2 separate regions of the Homo sapiens genome follow, and region 2 is linked to region 1. Evidence: chromatin loops called from intact Hi-C (ENCODE). Cell type or tissue: PC-3. All regions are shown on one strand. Links, peaks and the distances in the headings refer to the core of each region. The heading gives the core; the rest is flanking DNA.

Evidence for each region. A loop is a pair of places that touch in the nucleus more often than their neighbours do. Peaks named below come from ENCODE experiments on the same cell type or tissue, not always from the same donor. Only the 100,000 strongest peaks of a DNase experiment are listed, where the experiment ranks them.
Region 2: it touches region 1 in a loop (2.5-fold over the local background); 1 of 110 quality-filtered maps calls a loop at or near these places.

Annotation. Positions count from the first base shown.
Region 1 is chr16:69,165,209-69,169,606 of GRCh38, forward strand. It overlaps UTP4 (UTP4 small subunit processome component), which reads left to right. Exons shown (of 17, transcript NM_032830.3): 15 at 133-318; 16 at 1,867-1,977; 17 at 3,613-3,813. The coding sequence ends at 3,729. Among named protein-coding and RNA genes, the nearest start is that of SNTB2, 20 kb to the right of the region's middle. In PC-3, for the core only: no CTCF peak of the experiment used is centred there; DNase peaks (open chromatin) are centred at 1,303 and 2,043; H3K4me3 peaks cover 765 bases; H3K27ac peaks cover 3,047 bases.
Region 2 is chr16:69,215,389-69,219,786 of GRCh38, forward strand. The region is part of intron 1 of SNTB2 (syntrophin beta 2); the gene reads left to right. Among named protein-coding and RNA genes, the nearest start is that of SNTB2, 30 kb to the left of the region's middle. In PC-3, for the core only: no CTCF peak of the experiment used is centred there; a DNase peak (open chromatin) is centred at 2,303; H3K4me3 peaks cover 754 bases; H3K27ac peaks cover 2,321 bases.

The sequences.
Region 1 (4,398 bases), core at 109-4,108:
GTGTTGGGAGAGCATAGAATGAATATAATACAGTTGAAGCTTTGTATAGATACTTTCTGGTTAGGGATGAGAATGCCCTTCTGGTCTTTCTGAGTACCAGCCTGCATTTCTCTATGTCATGTCCTCCCTCAGGTATTTGAGTACAGCATCCCAGACAAACAGTATACAGATTGGAGCCGGACTGTCCAGAAGCAGGGCTTTCACCACCTTTGGCTCCAAAGGGATACTCCTATCACACACATCAGTTTTCATCCCAAGAGACCGATGCACATCCTTCTCCATGATGCCTACATGTTCTGCATCATTGACAAGTCATTGGTGAGTTCTTCACTGCTACCTCCCAAATCTTCTTCTGAATCTTAAAGTTCTAAAAGCAACAAGTACAATAAGGTAAGAGGACAGAGACTCAGAATAAAGGTAGCTAGTAAATCAGAATACAGGTAGCTAGTACATTTCTTGGAGGAGAGGGGCTTTTGTTTTACAGATTCCCTGGTTTGTGTTCCCACAGTTCTTCGGGAGGCTCTCGGGGAAGGGGCTGGCCTTTGTATACTGGCTTTTGCTGATTTGACTATTTGTCTACTTTGCGAGTAAGCACATAAATCTTACACAGAAAAGTGATTAGGCCAGTATTCGGAAGGTGACCCTCATCCGGAAGTATCATTGATTTGGCTAACTTGCTTTCAACTTTGAACTCTGGGGTATCTGAATAACCTGGTTTCATTAAAGGAGGTACAGGCTGAGGTTTTGACCTCTGTGCCCCTTCGCTAAAGCTACTAAAACGCTGTCTGCAGGCTTGAGGAACTGGTCTTAACATCTTCGAAAAACCCAGCTAGGAAAATTCTTCATGGCTGTGATTTACATGGGATACGAGCATTTTCTTCAGTTTTAGATTCTGTCCTCTTTGCCAGCTGCTGTTTTGATTCACCCTGAATTTGTATGGCTTTTCTGGGCAGGTGCTTTGTTTCCTAGGAGCATTGTGGCCATGCCTGTCCTGCACTTTGGGCTTAGATTACAACCATCACACGGTGTTTTGGTGTGTTTGTGAAGGTGGGGGTGGAAGGAACATGGGGGAAAGCAGCAGATGGCTCTAAAGGAGGTGTGCACGGGGATGTGTCACTGGAATCATCTCGTGGGCCCTGCGACCTCTGGGTGTGGGAAGCAGAGCTGGCTGACAAGTGCCTTCTGCAAGATGAGTGATACAGGAAGGGCCCCTCCCACTCTCTTGCCTCTTTGTAATTGAGCCCAGATCATTTTTTCCAAAGCATTGGCTTTAAGTTCATCGCTTCCTTACAGTAGGCATAGCTATTTCCCAGGAAGTCAGAGACAAAATATCATTTCTTTGGCCAGAGGCCACCTCGAGGTGTCAGTGACATCAGCACAGGTGGTTTGTGTTGAGGTTTCGCCTGGGGAGAACTCCAGTCACTTGTCCAGTCTGTGATCTGGTTGGGGGAGAGTCTAGAAAGCACAGACCCTGTGTGGGCTGAGCTCCTGCACTTGCCAGTTTGTTCCATTCTGACAAAGTGATACTGATGAGACAGGCCAGAAGCCGCAGAAGGGCCCTTTGATCTTGCTGCATGGAGTTAACAAGCTCTCTTTGCCTCATACACCCACCCTCTACAGTGTGGCTGCAAGAGTAGCTTCAGCTCTTTCTCCCTCTCTCTCCTTTTCTTCTTTTTTTCCCCCCTAGTTTTTCTGAATAGAGGTATTATGGCTACAGCTGTTTTCCCGAATTAACGAATGTCAGGGAGGTACTGAATATATATGATGGTTAGAAGATGATGTTGGGCTCAAAATGCACTACAGATCTTTGGTCTGCAGAAGCCCAATAAAAGTAACCATTTAAACAATGTGTCTTTGTTTTTTTAGCCCCTTCCAAATGACAAAACCTTACTCTACAATCCATTTCCTCCCACGAATGAATCAGATGTCATCCGGAGGCGCACAGCTCATGCTTTTAAAATTTCTAAGATATATAAGGTAAAACATCTTGTGTTGTTATTCTGGATAGTTGGTTCCTTTGTGATACCAAAATGTAATAAACTCCACAATCGGAAGATAAGAGCACCTTCAGTTTCCATGCAGAGAACCTGGCTTGTGGGAGACAAGTCACCTTTTTGAGGCTGGCTGTCCCTTGTATATGTTTTATTGTTCTTGCCTTAGTAGGTTAGAGGCAGGCACATCATACTTAACCAAAATGAAATGCGTAAGTAGTGAGAAATGTTGGCGCTGAGGGTAGAGTCTTTGTTGTCATGAGAGCTGGCTTTAAATTTTACTTGTTGGAGTGTTCCATAGGATAAATGTCAAGCAGGCTGGGCTTGGTAGCTCATACCTGTAATCCCAGCACTTTGGGAGGCCAAGGCAGGTGGATCTCCTCAGCCCAGGAATTCAAAACCAGCCTGGGCACCATGGTGAAACCCCATCACTATTAACAAAAAAAAAAAAAGGAGAGTTCTGTAAATTACTGATTACTCAAATGACTCAAATGTGATTAGCTTCTTGATGCATTTGTAGCTTGCCAGTTGTCAGTTGCCTTAGGCTGGGTATGGTGATTCACGCCTGTAATCTCAGTACTTTAGGAGGTTGAGGCTGGAGTTCAAGACCAGTCTGGGCAACATAGTGAGACCCTGTCTCTACAAAAAAAAAAAAAATATAAAAATTAGCTAGGTGTGGTGGAGCATGCCTGTAGTCCCAGCTGCTCAAGAGGCTGAGATGGGAGGATAGCTTGTGCTCAGGAGTTCAAGGCTGCGGTGAGTATGATTGCACCACTGCACTCCAGGCTGGGTAACATCGAGATTCTGTCTGAGAAAAAAAAGAACTTAGGCTTTAAAGTCCTTGCTTAACATTGATTCTTGAGATATAAGAAGCATAGATTTTCTATCCAGAGAAATGTAAAAAAATCCTGCTGAGACCTTTTATGAGTGAACTTAGTTAAAAGCTCCCAATCTTGGCCGGGCGCAGTGGCTCACGCCTGTAATCCCAGCACTTTGGGAGGCCAAGGTGGGCGGATCACGAGTTCAGGAGATCGAGACCATCCTGGCTAACACGGTGAAACCCCATCTCTACTAAAAATACAAAAAATTAGCCGGGCGTGGTGGTGGGCACCTGTAGTCCCAGCTACCCGGGAGGCTGAGGCGGGAGAATGGCGTGAACCCGGGAGGCGGAGCTTGCCGTGAGCCGAGATTGCGCCACTGCACTCCAGCCTGGGCGGCAGAGCGAGACTGTCTCAAAAAAAAAAAAAAAAAAAAAAAAGGCTCCCAATCTTGAGCCAGGCGCAGCCGTGCACACCTACCTATTGTCCCAGCTACTCAGGAGACTGAGGCAGGATGATTGCCCAGGAGTTCAGGGCTTCAGTGCACGTTGATCATGTCTATGAATGACCACTGCTCTCCTGCCTAGGCAACATAGCAAGATCTCTAAAAAATAAAAAAAAAAGCTTTTATGCATTCCAACTATTTTGAGTCCCAGGGCAGGAAAGATTGTCAAGAAATTTAAATCATTTGAGCCTTGAACTAGGCTAACCTTTTAGCTTAGATGGTGTCTACCTACAGTCAGTTCTTTCAGGACTAGCCCTGGATCCTAAGTCCTGATAGAATAATTATCATCCCTCTGCAGCCTCTACTCTTCATGGATCTTTTGGATGAAAGAACACTCGTGGCAGTAGAACGGCCTCTGGATGACATCATTGCTCAGCTCCCACCACCCATTAAAAAGAAGAAATTTGGAACCTAAAACAGGGCACTGTCTGTGTCCTTCCTTGAACTGTCTACCCTGTTGCTTTTCACAAATCATGGTAATAAAACAAGTTATTCTTGAGGACTAGTCATTATAAATGTTTTCTTCCAAAATAATGGACAGTCATTTCCCTTCATTGAATGAAAATGAATGGAAATTCCAAATGAGGTATTTGTATTGGGGATAATGTGCTCAGTAGCTACAAACTCATCTAATGTTGATTGAGTCCTGCTTATTCTGTAGGCCGCAATCTCAGAAGAAAAGATATTTGTGTTCTGTTCCCTATTACATGCCTAAGGCTTCAGAGAGCTGATAGCCTTCACTTCCTGCCAGCCCCCAGCCCATGGAACTGCGTAGGAATCTGCCCATCCTCGCCCTGGAGGGCAGAGGACCGTAATTACTTACCCAGGATAGCCTGACCACTAATAACCATAATCAGCCTTAGAGTTCAAGGAAGAATTTCAACTCCAGCATTATAAGGGAGTGCTCCATCTAAAAAATAGATGCCTTTGACCTTTGACAGTCAGCCGTTAATTTTATTTAAAAGTAAAAAAAGCTTGGGTTATCAGTCCCATTAACTGCCTTTTTACCTGTTATGTGCTGGTTTCAAAAGGTATGGAAGGGCCAGGCATGGTGGCTCATGCCTGTAATCCCAGCATTTTAGGA
Region 2 (4,398 bases), core at 138-4,137, 50 kb after region 1:
AAAATAAAAAAAGAAAAGTGAGATGTTTCCTATTAAAGAAGCCATTATGGTTCATACGTGTATGTTCTCCTACTCATTCCAGGTACTTCTTTGCATTGTTACTGAGATAATGTTTGTTTACCATTCTTCTGCTTCCAGGATTTCCACCAACAGAAACTAAAAACTTAATTATTAAATTAGAGCACTGGGGCGTTTTAAAGATTTGTGGATGTGTGTGCGGTACCAAAGCTATTATAACTTGAATTTTCAGCTTTTTTCTGGCCTTTATGATGTTAGTGTGACAGGTTCATATATTTAAGAAGGTGCTGAGAGGAACATGTTTCTTTAGAGTCCTGGCTTGCTTTATGCGCTTTATCTCATTAACCCTCACAGCAGTTCTATTGCATGCATAGATCAGATACAGAAAGGCTCAGAGGTTTTTCTTTTGTTTTTGATACAGGGTCCTGATCTGTCACCCAGGCTGGAGTGCAGTGGCGTGATCACAGCTCACTGCAGCCTCAAACTCTCAGGCTCAAGTGATCCTTGCACCTCAGCCTCCTGAGTAGCTAGGACCACCGGTATGCACCACTGTGCCTGGCTAATTAAAAAGAAAAAAATTTGTAGAGATGAGGGTGGGGAGGTCTTACCATGTTACCCAGGCTGGTCCTGAACTTCTGGGCTCAAGCCGTCCTCTGTCCTCGGCCTCACAAAATACAGGGATTAACAGACAGGAGCCACTGCACCCAGCCCATTATGTATATAAGATAATACTTCTTGGAAGGAGGTTCTAATTATTTTGTTAATTCATTCAGTAAACACTTACTGAGCTCCTGCTCTTTACCATGTACTCTGTCAATTTCTGAAATCCATGAAAATGTCAAGTTCTGCTGAATTAGGTAATAATGGTAATACCTGAAATTTGTATGGCTTTCACAATTTTTAAAATTATTTTTCACAAGTTAATTCACTTAATCTTCATAATAATTCCCTAAGGATAGGTATTATGATTTTATATATAAAGAAATTGAAATCAGGCTGGGCATGGTGGCTCACGCCTATAATCCCAGTACTTTGGGAGGCCACGGTGGGAGGATTGCATGAGATCAGGAGTTCAAGACCAGTCTGGGCAACGTGATGAAATCCCACCTCTACAATTAAAAAAAAAAAAAAATTAGCTGAGCATGGTGTGCACCTATAGTTTCAGCTACTCAGGAGGCTGAGATGGGAAGATCGCTTATACATGGGAAGTCACAGCTGCATTGAGCTGTGATTGCACCATTGTACTCCAGCCCCATGGGTGACAGAGTGAGACCCTGCCCCCCCCCCAAAAAAAAATAGAAGTAATGGAATTAAACCACTTACATGGATGTAAGCTCTGAAGGGATGGACATATGGGAAGCACAATCTCTTCTAAAAAGTAATAACCTTCTTTTGAAAAATAGTATTCTTCTCTGGTGCCATTTATCTACTTTTAGTTTGGCTGGGGTTGCTGTGCCACTTTTCTAACCATGCTCTTCCCCTGTCATTGCTGCAAAGCCCATGAGTGGGAAGGAGAGTGTGGCTATGACTGTCCAGGCTCCTTAGTACTTCCAATGGCTCAAAAACGACCATTTGCTTCTGGAGTGGGAAGCCTACTGACTTAAATATTGATCCCTGATCATTTTTTTTTTAAAGTCTGGATATCTGACATAGAAAAAGTGAGTTATTTCTGAGTGAAAAGACTGTGGCCTGAATCTTTACAGTACGTTAACGGTAAAGTAATAAAATGTAGCCTTCTGTTAGATTATTAGCCAAGGCATATGTTTGGCCTTTCTTTTTCCTTTTTTCCCATTTTTAAAACATGAATTAAAATGCTCACTCACTGGGGAGGCCGAGGTGGGCAGATTACTTGAGCCCAGGAGTTCGTGACCAGCCTGGGCAACATGGTGAAACCCTGTCTCTACAAAAAATACAAAAATTAGCCGAACATTGTGGCATGCACCTGTAATCCCAGGTACTTGGGAGGCTGAGGTGGAAGGATTGCTTGAACCCAGGACATTGAGGCTGTAGTGACTGTGATTGAGCCACTGCACTCCAGCCTGGATAATAGAGCAAGACCCTGTCTCAAAAAAATAAAATTAAAAATTTTAAAATGCTCACTTACTCTCATAACTGGTGAGACTTTTGTGTTAATCTTAGATAAAAGCTGACTACTTCAGTTTTTAACTATAAAGACCCAGTGAGCAAGCTTGAGTTCTGACTCATTTGTACTGGCTGCTGAGTAATCTATACAAATAGTGCTTTATGATTTTATGCTATCTTAAAAAAACAAATGGAAGATTGGAGATAAATTCAGGAGCAGATGACAAGGGTTTTTAGCCATGGCTTTGCCGTAGGCTGGCTGTGACTTAGAAGAAGTTTTCTGATTTCTTTAGGCCTCAGATTTCTTAGGTTTCAGTTTAAATATCTTTATAAATAAGCATGTTGTAGGAGTCTCTCAACTTATCCTGGTTGAGAGAGCTGCCTGAAAAAAAATTTTTTTTAGGTAAAAATGAACATGTTGGACTGAATTATTACTGAGGTCTCCTGTAGCTCTGAAATTCTGTTATCTATTGTCTTTGTGCACAGGACACTTTGTGTGTGTGGTGGCAGGTGGTAAACACAATACACTTGGAGTTAATAGTTATTTCATTAATCTTCTCTAAGTATGGTAATTTAACTAGGCTATATTTGGGTATAGCTCTATAATTCATGTATATGTATTATAGTGGTGAATCTTTCTTCTTTCCTAGAATAATCTCCAGGAGAGAGAGGAGGATTTAGCATGCATAAAGATAAATATAATCACAGGATAAGCATGCTTACTGATTATAGGAAGCTAATATTAACACATATTGGCTGTCAGTTGCAAGGGCAAACTTCCACATATCCAAAGCTGCTCTATAGTATTAACTTAATATTACTTGACAAGAATATTTGTCATGGAATTTTGGAATTAAATGTAGATAGTTCTAAAATGACAGTATTCTTTGATGTTTTCAAAGCATTGATGGTTCCATTTTCTTTTCTTCTTCTTCTTTTTTTTTTTTTCTTGAGATGGAGTATCACTTTGTTGCCCAGGCTGGAGTGCAGTGGCACGATCTCGGCTCACTGCAAGCTCTGCCTCCCAGGTTCACGCCATTCTCCTGCCTCAGCCTCACGAGTAGCTGGGATTACAGGCGCCTGCCACCACACCCGGCTAATGTTTTGTATTTTTAGTAGAGACGGGGTTTCACTGTGTTAGCCAGGATGGTCTTGATCTCCTGACCTCGTGATCCACCTGCCTCGGCCTCCCAAAGTGCTGGGATTACAGGCATGAGTCACTGTGCCTGGCCTGTTACAAACAATTTTTTAAAATCTCAAATCATAAGAGGTCTGAAGGTAGACTCTTTTAGGACTGATGCAGCACTCTATGATAATCATGTTTGTTCTGTTATTCATAATAAGGTTGTTTATCTCATGATTGCAACTCCAGACATCTTATCCAAAGCTGCCTTGAGGCATAAATTCAAAGCAGGAAGAAGGGGAAAGGGAAAGATACTGGTTGGGTCTGTCCTCTTTATCAAGAAAAGCTTTCCCAGATGCCCCTTACAGATTTTAGCTTACATCTTGTTGGCCATAACTAGTGGAATGGTTACCAGTAACTGCAAGGGGCATTGGAGAAGTGAGTATTTAACTTTATGGTGAAGATAGATAGGAGAGAGAGGAGGATTGGGAGTGGGTATTGGATTAGCCATCCAAGTGTCTAATACATACTTGTTAAGTTTGCAGTACCTGTAAGACATCAGGTCTGGTTCAGGAACTTTTCATTGTTTAGCCATAAATACCATATTATGAACCATGGAACTACAGTTGATTGATATTAGGAAAGATTAAATAACCTAAGGAAAATTAGATCAGGACCATCAAGGGCCATCATGGAAGAGCTGGGGAATAGGGAGATGTTAATTTAATGGCTGGATCACTGGAGATGTCAACTCAAAGAACATTCTAATATATCTCTGGAATATGAGGCAGTCCCTCCAAAGGCAGAACAAATAGTATTGCAGAATGTGATGATTTATGTTTAGCTGAGAATCTTAAGTGCATGTAATGGCAGTTAATAGTCATTACTACACATATGATTAGAATACAAGCCTAGAGACTAAATAATTTGCTCAAGTCCATGCTATGAGTCAGTAATAGTGCAAGAGGGGGAAAGAAAATAACTCAGTTCTCTGAGGCAGTGAATATGATTCTAGTATATTTAAAAAGTCCGTCTCATTTGGTTGTAAATTTCTTCAATTATTTAATAGTTTGTACGCAATAGTCATAGAAACCAGATTTTATTTTATTTTGTTTTGTTTTGTTTTGTTTTGTTTTGTTTTGTTTTGTTTTGTTTTTGGAGATGGAGTCTCACTG